Regions from separate parts of the Homo sapiens genome. Here region 2 is linked to region 1. The links are chromatin contacts, found by Hi-C or POLR2A ChIA-PET in ENCODE. All regions are on one chromosome and are shown on one strand. Each heading gives the region's core, a stretch centred on a gene start or an enhancer-like site at or near the end of the contact. The rest is flanking DNA. Distances are from core to core; before and after follow the strand shown.

The links. A loop is a pair of places that touch in the nucleus more often than their neighbours do. ChIA-PET counts read pairs that join two places held with the same protein, here RNA polymerase II (POLR2A). Pooled maps may share reads with other maps.
Region 2: a loop to region 1 is called in a pooled map, with 7 times the contacts of the local background. The contact joins two enhancer-like sites. A Hi-C loop is called at or near these places in 1 of 168 maps with a recorded cell type or tissue (CD4-positive, alpha-beta T cell) and 11 of 50 pooled maps. POLR2A ChIA-PET finds 5 or more read pairs at or near these places in 5 of 52 experiments (H1, K562, OCI-LY7 and 2 more).

What each region holds. Positions count from the first base shown.
Region 1 is chr2:9,592,089-9,598,181 of GRCh38, forward strand. The region is part of intron 2 of YWHAQ (tyrosine 3-monooxygenase/tryptophan 5-monooxygenase activation protein theta); the gene reads right to left. Among named protein-coding and RNA genes, the nearest start is that of YWHAQ, 36 kb to the right of the region's middle. Within about 2 kb of position 2,728, at least 10 of the 41 ENCODE cell types and tissues checked have a DNase peak (open chromatin) inside an H3K27ac peak, as active enhancers do.
Region 2 is chr2:9,736,435-9,742,527 of GRCh38, forward strand. It overlaps the pseudogene RNU4-73P. Among named protein-coding and RNA genes, the nearest start is that of TAF1B, 100 kb to the right of the region's middle. RefSeq lists an enhancer at 2,052-2,151. Within about 2 kb of position 3,202, at least 22 of the 41 ENCODE cell types and tissues checked have a DNase peak (open chromatin) inside an H3K27ac peak, as active enhancers do.

The sequences.
Region 1 (6,093 bases), core at 1,478-3,977:
GACGGGAAACAAAATGTTTAAAACATCAAGTACGAGGGAGAATAGTGCTACTCAGTGCCCTTTGCATTCAAGTATCCATCTAAAATGAGGTAAATACAGGAATCGAGAGTAAGAGGTTTAGAAACTTGCACAGCAATTTAAAAGAATAATTTTAGGTCTACGAAATCTAATTATTTTTTTAAAAAAGTTCTTGAGTATGTCTTTTGTCCCTAATTTCATACAAAGAAATTTTCACTTCTAGTACATGGTATGCTATGCCTTGGAGTATAAAAAGTCACAAAAGACAAATATGATAGAAATCTTCTTAGATTCCATTTTTCTTGATGCTAGGTCATCCATTTAAAAACCTTTTTAGGGCCGGGCGCGGTGGCTCACGGCTGTAATCCCAGCACTTTAGGATGCCAAGGCGGGCAGATAACAAGGTCAGGAGTTCGAGACCAGCCTGGCCAACATAATGAAACCCCGTCTCTACTAAAAATACAAAAAATTAGCCAAGCGTGATGGTGGGCACCTGTAATCCCAGCTACTCAGGAGGCTGAGGCAGGAGAATTGCTTGAACCTGGGAGGTGGAGGTTGCAGTGAGCCGAGATCATGCTACTGCACTGCAGCCCGGGTGACAGTGTGGACTCCATCTCAAAAAACAAAAACAAAAACAAAAAAAGCTTTTTTGTATTAAATATTACAAAGCAAAATGAAATTCTCATAAAAATGTTAAGATACTAATACCTACTTCATTGGTTTGTTTTGAGAATAAAACCAGTAACAGATGTCAAAGCCTGGAATAGTGTCACATGTTAAGTACTCAGTAAATGTTAGCTAGTATCAGCCTAGGTACACAGTTTGAAAAGCACTGCTCTAGGAAAAGTGAAACTAGTGAACGTTTTAAAGCAGGGAAGAGAGAAGATCCTTTTTACATTTTGGAAAAATAACCACAGATACGCTCAGTTAATATTATATAAAATACCATCCATGATACCAAGTTGGCAAGTCTGGAGAATTAACAAGTAAGGTTGAGTCAAATTCACATAACTGCTAAAGAAAAGGAAGGCTGTTTATAAATTTAAAAATATACAATTCTAACCAAGAACTTTCTTCTTGTTTATCTGACTAAAAGTGGTCTAACAAAATGCAATCACTGCATCCATGTCTTTTTTTTTTTTTTTTTTTTTGAGACAAAGTCTCACTCTGTTGCCCAGGCTAGAGTGCAGTGGTGATTCTCAAATGATTCTCCTGCCTCAGCCTCCCGAGCAGCTGGGACTACAGGCGCACACCACCACGCCCAGCTTACTTTTGTATTTTTAGTAGAGACAGGGTTTCACCATGTTGACCAGGCTGGTCTCAAACTCCTGACCTCAAGTGATCTGCCCACCTCGGCCTCCCAAAGTACTGGGATTACAGGCGTGAGCCACTGCGCCTGGCCCATAAGTTATTTTTAAAGAAAATAAACAGAGGCTGCGTACAACAGCTCACACCTACCATCCAAGCACTCTGGGAAGTAGAGGCAGAGGCAAGAGGATTGCCTGAGAGCCCAGGAGTTTGAGACCAGCCTGGGCAACATAATGGGACCCTGTCTCTACAAAGAATTTTAAAAAAATTAGGTGTGGTGGCATACACCTGTAATCCCAGCTACTTGGAAGGCTGAGGCAGAAGGAAGGCTTAAACCCCGGGGGTGGAGGCTGCAGTGAGCCATGATCGTGCCACTGCATTCCAGCCTGGGAGACAGAGCAAAAGAGATCCTGTCTGTCTCTAAAAGAAAAAAACCAGAAAAACATTAAAAATCCTTTAATTGAAAAAATATTTTAAATAGATTAAAAAAAATATATATATATATATATACACACACACACACACACACTTTTTTAAGGGCCTGAGGCCAGAGGAAGTTAAAACACACACACACACACACACACACGCACGCACAAAAAATTAGTATAAAATTATGTATCGAAGTCTCAGAAGTTTATGCATTATAGAAGTCATGAGTATCAAAATTGTGGCTCAAGTTGGAAAGTTGCTGAGCCAGGAGTGTGGCAAAAGAGGTCATTAGGGCCACACCCAAATTAAAGGCAACTGTGACAAGTGCTGCTCCAGTATCACTACACTCTTAACTGTAAAAACAACAGACAAATCAGTTTTTCAGAATTTATTGTGCTCAACATCACCAATATAATTTTAATAGTTTTTTAATAAACTGAGACACTCGAATCTTAAAAAATTATATTACTTTAACTTTTTCCTCTATTACCATTTTCATGTATTATGGATGACTTTCAATTTAAAAACTATTTTTATGAACTGAATTTAGGGTTGTGGTGGAAGGAGGAGGGTAGGAGGCAATAGTGAGATAGTCACAAAAAAAGTTCTAGATCTCAAACTGACTCAGTCATTGGTATCTTTAAATGAGTGGATTCTGAGAAGTAGTATCAAAGAAGGCAAACATAGTATTTATACCGAGAGAAATACCACCTCTGCCTGTACCCACACCAAGGAACTCTAATGTAAAGTAAGATGCCTCTCACTTTTCTTGTTCCTCCAAGTGAGTCAGTCAGTTACAATGAAATTCCACAGGATCTCCAAAAAGATGCCAGCTCTGGTGAAGATATTATTTATGGTCACAAAAAAAGCTACTCAGTACCTTTAAGACCTAGTGCTCTGTTAACTGTGGTAGATTTGTAAGAGCAGGGGCTGAGAAAAGTCTGACTAGAACAATGGCTTAGGGTGAGGAGTAGGGAAGAGAGAAATTTCCATTCTAGCACTAGTCTCTCCTGAGTCACTCATGCTAGATGTGTGGGTGTTCTCAAGGACTGTGGACAAAGGGCCTTCCAAGGATTCAGAAAGCTGCCAAACAGCTACTGCATTCATTACAACACAGCCACTTATGAGCTAACCTCTTCTTTCTAAAATTATTAACTTTGACTACTAGTTTGCATATAACCATTACGTATGATTTACAGTGTTGGGCTTTTACAAAGTGACTTGGGCATTACTTCCATCCTGGAGTTTCAGCCAGGTATCATGGTTCTTTGTCAGATGCCACTAGCTCTCTGTGAAGGAAACAACAGGTACAGAATAGTTCCGTCTTTCCATATACTATCAGTAGTAAAGATGTATACTTTAGCTCAACTAAAAGACATAATGGAGTCTGCTTCATGTCTTTCCCAAATAATCAAGTCTGTATCTGTATTATCAATACCAAATATTATTAATGCCAGATAGAATATAGCCTATAAATGTATAATATTTTAAAATTATTGTAAAAAACACGGATCAGAGACCAAAAACCCCAAACTGACACATAACTCCCTGAAAGTCTTTCCCAGAAGTCAGGAGCGAGGGCCAGGTGCCGTGACTCATGCCTGTTATCCCAGCACTTTGGGAGGCCGAGATGGGTGGATCACTTGAGGTCAGGAGTTCAAGACCAGCCTGACCACCACGGTGAAACCCCATTTCTACTAAAAATACAAAATTAGCCGGGTATGGTGACACATGCCTGTAATCCCAGCTATTTGGGAGGCTGACACAGGAGAACTGCTTGAACCCAGGAGGCAGAAGTTCCAGTGAGCTGAGATATTGCACTCCAGCCTGGGCAACAAGAGCAAAATTCCATCTCAAAAAAAAAAAAAAAAAAAAAGTCACCAGACGGGAGTATAGTTAGATGTTCCCCCACTGATTTCTTCTGTACGTTATTCTTATCAATTAAGCAGGAGCTCCCCCTTGTAAACTCGTTAGCAAATTTTATTATCTTGGGAGTTTTGGTGGGCTAAGACTGAAGGTCCCTCTGGTGCTGACAGTGTTACTTGACTGAGGGTAAAATGTGGATGGTAGTGTGTTCCTTTTTGAGAATTTGAAAACTAAGAGGTCAATGTACTACCCACAATAAAAGATGAACTAGTAATTTGGAACACTCTAGACCAAAGAAACAAGGAAAGTGAAAGGAAAGAATGTAAGTTATTATAGAGGTTGCTTTAGGAAATGCTAAAGGAACTCAGAATAAGTTTAATCTTAGAAAAATAGGATGGGAACAATAGACTATAACACAAAAGCTATAAAGAATAATATAAGAAATGAAACTGTTGAGAAATAATATTAATGCAAATTTAGAACAGTAACTATTCCTCCTTTCCCCCACCCCCATATCTTAGGAAAAAAAGGCTTCCAGAAGAACAACAAAACCCCCATACGATCTTCAAGAGTTAACTATTGTATAAAACAATCCTACCGTCACTTCAACCACTTTTTCAAAATAATTTATTTGGTTTCAGTGGCAAAATTCTGTAACACTCAACAAATTAATCTTTTAATTCTAAATTCATTTATAAGCGATTTCCATTTTACAGAGTAAATAAGCTACTCTATTGAAGAAAGAGTAGGTAACTGTTATGAAAAGCCTTAAAATACACGCAAAATAACAGGAAGCAAAAAAATGTTCTAAGAAGTTTCATTTTCCTAATAGTTTACTGAGGTTCATTAGCAAACACACTATTAACATGCTGAATCTCTAACTTTAGGATACACATATCAGTCATTATTTCTATATTATCAGTTAACCAGCATATTAATAGACCCTAAAATGGAGCATTTCTAAGAAAGATAAAGCCAAATCTAAGCTAGAGATTTTTTTTTTCCCCCTTGAGACCGAGTCTCACTCTGCCAACCCAGACTGAAGCGCAGTGGCTCAATCTCAGCTCACCTGCATCCTTCGCCTCCCGGTTCAAGCGATTCTTTGGCCTCAGCCTCCCCAAGTAACTGGGATAGGGTTTCACCATGGCTGGTCTCGAACTCCTGACCTCAAGGGATCCGCCCTCTTCAGTCTCCCAAAGTGCTAGGATTACAGGCCTGAGCCACGGTGCCCAGCTTAGAGATTTAATCAGTAAAACAAAAAAGGGACAGAGTAACTCTGTGTTATGTGTCAGAATATATGAGTTTTAGAAATTAGATTGTAATTTGTGGAACTTTTATACTATCGTTAGCTCTATAATCTTGTAGGAAATCACACCTTCTCAAGTGTCTGTCTCTGTAACTATGTGATGAGACTATTATGATCTAAAGGTCTCTGGTCTCAGAAACTACCATTTTATGACTATACCTGTTAGAATTAAATCTCATAAAGGATTTGTTGCCTTAACCAAGGAGGCAGTGAATCACCTAAGACTTAATCCAAGTTGATCATATAACATCAATTCATCTATGGAAATATTTTCGATCATTAATAAAATGAATGCATTAAACAGTCAAGTGTCCTTGTGTTATTTTTAAATGTTACTCTAAGAATTGTTGGGGCAGACACAGTGGCTCACGCCTATAATGCCAGCACTTTGGGAGGCCGGGGTGGGCGGATCACGAGGTCAGGAGTTCGAGACCACCCTGGCCAACACGGTGAAACCCCGTCGCTACTAAAAATACAAAAATTAGCCAGGCGTGGTGGCAGGCACCTGTAATCCCAGCTACTCGGGAGGCTGAGGCAGGAGAATCGCTTGAAACTGAAAGGCAGAGGGTTGCAGTGAGACAAGATCACCTGCCTGGGCAAAAGAGCGAAACTCCGTCTCAAAAAAAAAAAAAAAAAAAGAAAAAGAAAAAAAAATTGTTAAGACTTAGAATCCAAGAATGATGAATCAACCCCATTCTGGTGCCCATGTTAAGTTCATTTTCAAAAAAATGAAGTATGGAATGAAGTAAAAATTTTCAGAGATAGAAGCAAACCTTTTTTTTTTTTTTATTGAGACAGAGTTTCACTCTTGTTGCCCAGGCTGGAGTGCAATGGTGCGATCTCGCCCAGGCTGGAGTGCAATGGCATGATCTCGGCTCACCGCAACCTCTGCCTCCCAGGTTCAAGCAATTCTCCTGCCTCAGCCTCCCGAGTAACTGGGACTACAGGCATGCACCACCATGCCGGGCTATTTTTTTTTTTTTTTTTTTTTTTTTTTTAGTAGAGACAAGGTTTCTCCATGTTGGTCAGGCTGGTCTCAAACTCCCGACTTCAGGTGGTCCGCCTGCCTTGGCCTCCCAATGTTGGGATTACAGGCATGAGCCACCGCACCCAGCCAGAAGCAAACCTTATAACCAATGCGACTGATCCTATATGCTGTGGGATTT
Region 2 (6,093 bases), core at 1,952-4,451, 140 kb after region 1:
CTTTGTTATGATTTTCTCTTGTTAACATGCTTTTTGTTGTAGGGGTGTTGGCTGTGACCCTTTATGATGGGGAGAAAGGGGATCACCCCTTTCTGTCCCTACCTTTTCAAGGTTTATGTACATTCTAGCATGTGTCAGAATTCCATGCCTTTTTATGGCTGAATGATATTCCATTATGTGAATATGCCACGTTTCGTGTATCCATTCATCTGTTGAAGGACATTTGGGTTGTTTTGCTATGGTCAATAATGCTGCTATGAACGTGAGTGTACAAGTACCTGTGTGGGTCCCTAATTTTCATTCTTTTGGGTAGATACTTGGGAGTGGAATTGCTGGGTCACATAGCAGTTACTGTGTTGAACTGTGTGAGGAGATTCCTCCCTCTCAGCAGCTCTTATGCTCACCTTCCTTTCTGTGTCTACTGCTGCCTTCTGCCTTCAGAAGCCCCCTCCTTCTTTCTGCACCTGGGCTAAGACAGCAGCTTCCTATTCGGTGTCTGTTTCCCACATCCACCTCTAGAGCTCATCCCAAAGAGTGATGGTGCTGTGGACCAAATTGTCTCCCAAATGCACGCATTGAAGATCCTACCCAGGACTGACTGTATTTGGAGATAGGGCCTTTATGGAGGTAACTAATGTTAATGGCGGTTATAAGTGTGACCTCAGTTACCTAATCCAATAGGACTGGTTTGGAAATAGATTTCTGTTGCCTAAGCTCCCAGCCTGTGGTGTTGTATTATGGCAGCCTGAGCAGATGAATGCAGATGGTGAGCAGCTCTTCCCCTGAGCCACACTGCCGAGGCTGCCCTGCTCAGAAACCTTTGGTGTTGCTGCCCTGTAAGACGGAATCCTAACGCTTCATCATTCGAGGCCGGCCCGTTCTCAGCCTTGCCTGCACTTCCGGGACTGTCTCTCCTTGCTCTTCCATCCCCAGGCTCTTCTTCAGCTGAGCCAGTGTATTGGCTCTTTCTGGAATAGGTTTTGTGCATTTGGCCTCTGTCCAAATGTCCCACAACTCCCCCTAGTGCCCTACTCACCCTAGTACCCCCCACTTCCTCTAGTACCCCCTACTCCCCCTAGTGCCCTACTCCCTCTAGTACTCCTCACTCCCCCAGTAACCCCTCACTTCCTCTAGTACCCCTGGCTCCCCCACTATCCCCCACTCCCCCTAGTACCCCCTACTCCCTCTAGTACCCCCACTCGTCCTAGTAACCCCCACTCCTTCTAGTGCCCCCTACTCCCCCAGTACCTCCCACTCCCCCAGTGCCCCCCACTCCTCCTAGTACCCCCATTCCCTCTAGTACCCCTGACTCCCCCTAGTACCTCCCACTCCCCCTAGTGCCCCCCACTTCCTCTGGTACTCCCCACTCCTCCTAGTGCCCCCCACTTCCACTCCCCCAGTCCCCACCAGGCACTTTGGAATGCCTTCTCCTGCTTTCTGCTTATTCCCCTCCTGCAGAAGCTCCCCTTGGGGATGGGGTGCAGGAGTCCAGTGATGTCCACTCGAGAAGCTCCTTGGGACATTTGCATTAGTACTATCTCTGTGCACATACAGTGGCGCACACAGTTGTTCAGCCCAGAAACTTGTGAACACACAGCTACTACTGACCAAGCACCTATTCCATGAGGACTTTAAGAGGATACTTTGAGATATAAATAACAGAAAAAGTCAAAATGGCTTGCAATAGTCATAGCTGACACTTACATGACACTTACCATGTGCCAGACGCGATTTGAATACTTTCTACACATTAACCCCTTAAATCCTCACAATGATCTCATAAACCAGATACGGTTATTATCACCATCCCCATTTCACAGATGAGGAAACTGAGAAGAGAGAGAAAATAAACAAGCCAAAAGTCCTCAGTAGTAGTGGTGGTGGATTGGGCAGTCAAGCTCTAGAGCCTTTGCCCCTGACCCCCACTGTCCCGTGTCTCTGACCTTGGGACAGCATTCTCTCACTTAATGAGATGTCTCAAGTTGGGGACATCCCAAGGGAAATTAATTCAACCGCTCAAGGCTGTCACCAAGGACTTGGCTTCTTTTCATCTCGACACTCTGCCATCGTTAGCCTCTTGGCTTTTATGTTGGGTATTATCCCTTTATGTCACAATATGGCTGCAGCAGTTCTAAGTATCATGTTCTCACCCAACCACACCCAAAGGTCAGAAAGAGAGAAAGCCCCTTCTTTATAGCTCTTTTTTTAAGAGTAAGGGAAACTTTCCCCAAATTCATCCAGACACTTCCTCTCGTGTCTTGTTAGTCAGAATGAAGTTACACGCCCGTTCATAAACTAATCACTGGGTCACCGTGACTGGCTTAGACCAATCAAGACACTGTGCTAGGCTCCCAGGGAGTCCTGCTTCTCCTGAAGCATGTGGCTGCCAGAAACCCTGAATAAAACAGGCCTCTGGCTTGCTGGTGAGGGAGAGGAACTGGAAGGGTTGCGGGCCTGTCACACAGCATCGCTATTTCTGGCTCCCACATCAGCCTTGTGAGATCAGGACTTTTATCGTTTTATGAATAAGGAAACCAAGACTCAGAGACAATGAGGTGCTTGGCCAAGGTCAGCGGCTGGTGAGTGACAGAGTCTGCATGCTCAGCCCATCCCTAGGAGTCTGGCAAGGCTGGAAATTGGTCTTTCTTTTCCCATCCTAGATGGATTGCGTTGGAAAGATTCAGGCTCCTGTCAGCTGGCTCTTGCTGTCCCTTCCTGACAGCTGCGACTCTGAGAACAGTTTAATTTCAGAAACCCTCACACGGTGGCTCCTCTCCCTGCCAGGCATCAGGAGGCCCCAGAGGAGCAGCAGAGGCAAGACTCGCTGTCCAGACTCCCTTCTGAGGAGACTGCGGTCAGGGAGCCCAGGCTGACCCTCGTGTTCTCATGCCTCGGTCCTGTTGATAAGAGGGAAGTCTGTGCTGGGTTCCTATCCACAAAGCCCTTGCGGGGAATGGGTCCCACACGCCGCTTCTGCAGACCCAGCTCATCCTGTTTCCGGTTTCTATTTTGTTTTTTCTTTTTTTTTTTTTTGATACGGAGTCTCGCTCTGTCGTGATCCGCCCGCCTCGGCCTCCCAAAGTGCTGGGATTACAGGCGTGCGCTACCGCGCCCGGCCCTGTTTCTGGTTTCCAATTCTCTTAGGATGTCAGTGCCTTTGATCCTCTGAGCCCCCGGAAGGGCTCAGCCCTCTCACATCTGCCTTCCTCCTAGAGGTGTGACGCCTGCCCTTCCGCCAGGGCGAGGCAGGGGAGTGACTTGGCGCCCGAGTCCCGTTTCCCGTCCCCTCTCCGTTGCCTGTGCTCAGAGCCAGGGACTCTGCTATTTGTAGGCCCCGCGGGCTCTGTCTGGGGTCTTTCCCCAGGGGAGGGTGTGCGTCCGGGAAGGAGAGGCAGCCTGGAGTTCCTTCTGGATACCGGCCAGGCCTGCGCTATTTGCCTGGAGAGGCCATCGGCATCACTGAGAAGGTCCCTGGAACTCGCTGCTCAGACACATATGTGGCAGCCAGTCAGGAGCTACGTTCTTCTTTGCTGGAAACAAGCAAGGATAGACTGTGATTTTCCTCTCCCTCTGTTGTGTATTTTTCACTCCTGTCTCTCCATCAACCCACCCACCCATCCATCCATTCATCCACTCATCCATCCACCCACCCACCCACCCATCCATCCATCCATCCATCCATCTACCCATCCACCCACCCATCCATCCACCCACCCATCCATCCATCCTACCATCCATCCACTCATCCATCCACCCACCCACCCACCCATCCATCCACCCACCCATCCATCCATCCATCTACCCACCCACCCACCCATCCATTCACCCACCCATCCACCCATCCATCCACCCATCCATCCACCCATCCACCCACCCATCCACCCATCTATTCACCCATCCACCCACCCACCCACCCACCCACCCACCCATCCACCCATCTATCCATCCACCCACCTGTCACATAGTGTGGCAAATACAACAACGACTCACATGTGGTTCCTGCCCCTACACCCTCAACACTCATACCCTAGTGGGGACTCCTCCAACCAACGAATGCAGAAGGTTTTAGCTCCCTGATGGGCATTTGTATTTGAAGTTGGGGGGTGGGGGGCTGCACAAATGTGCACAACTTAATAGAGGTCCTTCTGGCATTGTGCCAAAGTGAAGCTGAGGAGGAGTTAAATTTTTATGTTTTTTTGGTTGTTCAGCCTCTGTAGAGAGTCTCAAAAATTCTCGATGCCAATTATATTTCAAGTTGTCATGACAAGCTATAGGGAAAAGTTTTCAATTAGCAATAATCATGTCTCAGGCAAACCTCATTGGCTATGGTACCGCCACTGCAGAAATCTGAGGAGTTATTTTTAAGCAAGGGCTCTGCCTTCCCAGCGTGTCTTAAATTTCTCCAGGGTGAGTCAGATCACCCCTGTTCTTGGGGACCTCTTACACCAGCTACTGGTCGCCAGGTCTAGGGGAGGTTAGTGACCTCAGCCCTGGAAGGGGAGCCTCAAAGTCACTGGTGAGCCTCAAAAGAGGCTGGCAGGGCTGCCTGCCCAGACCCATTTGCTACAGTTATAATGGGGAGTGTCCTTGGGTAATGAACTGCTATGTAGAGCTCCTGATTAAGCACTAATTAATTATTAATGCACTGTGTCATAATTTTGCCTGGCCCTTTCTATGCCAAAGAATTGTATCCCACAATTCCATTTGTGATCCTGCATTTTCTGATTTGTGGCCATGGTGGCCCCTTTTCAAGCTCACCTGTCTCTGCAGTGGCCAGATGGATCACTGAGGGTACATGCACCACGAGGTCATTGTCCACTGGTAGTAGGTGGCATGGATGACGACTCATGGGTGTAACGTGTGAACAACAACAGATACACCGGCTGGAGTCAGCCACACTTGGAATTCTGGCTGTAATGCTACTGTGGTTTGGATATTTGTCTCCCGAAACCTCATGTTGAAATTTGATCCCCGATACTGGAGGTGGGGGCCTATGGGAGGTGTTTGGGTCATGGGGACAAATCCCTCATGAAGGTCTTGGTACTGTCCTTGTCCTTGTTATAATGAGTAGGTTCTTGGTCTATTAGTTCCCTCAAAGGCTGGTTGTTTAAAGAGCCTGGAACCTCCTCCTCCTCTCTCTGGCTTTCCCTCTCCCCATGTGATTCTTACACATACCGGCTTCCCTTTGCCTTCTGCCATGAGTGGAAGCAGCCTGAAGCCCTCACCAGAGGCAGATGCTGGCACCATGCTTGTTGTACAGTCTGCAGAACCATGAGCCAAAGAAACCTCTTTTCTTTATAAGTTACCCAGGCTCAGGTATATCCTTTATGGCAATGCAAATGGACTAAGGCAAATGTACTCACCTTGGTGTTACCTCAATCATGTTACTTAACCCTTTGAGCCCTTCTCATCCATACAGGAAGGAGAAGAGTAGCACCTGCCTCACGTGTTTAACCAGAAAGAGGACCTCAGGCTCCAGTGATGGATCGGGACATGTCTTGTCCTGAGGTTTCCTTTGCTGTACTTCACTTGGGGCCATCTCAGGAACCAGTGTAAGGTCACTGGAGATGCCACTTGGAGGAGGCACTCAGCTGTGCCTCTGGCCTGCACCTGTGCTTGGTTTATGGGTGGGGTCAGTTGTTGGGACTATTTTAGTTACAGGTTCCAGAAATCCATCTTCAAACTGCAAAGGGGAATTCTTGTAAGGATTTGGGGGTGTCTCCCAGAATCTGAGGGTAAGAACTGAGCTGGCTTTCAGGAGCAATGGGAACTCATGGTTCGGCTCCACCTGAGTCTCATCCTGGCTTCTCTTTGTGAATCTGCATTTTTCTTTTCCTGGAGATGAGATTTTCCTCCTTCTCTGTCCATGTGGCATGACATGTAGTCACCACTGCTCCCAAAATTTAGCTTCTCGTAATCCCAACGCTTTGGGAGGCTGAGGCAGGTGGATCACCTGACTTCAGGAGTTCAAGAGCAGCCTGGCCAACATGGTGAAACGCTGTCTCTACTAAAAATACAAAAAATTAGCCGGGCATGGTGGCAGGCGCCTGTAGTCCCAGCTACTCGGGAGGCTGAGGCAGGGGAATCACTTGA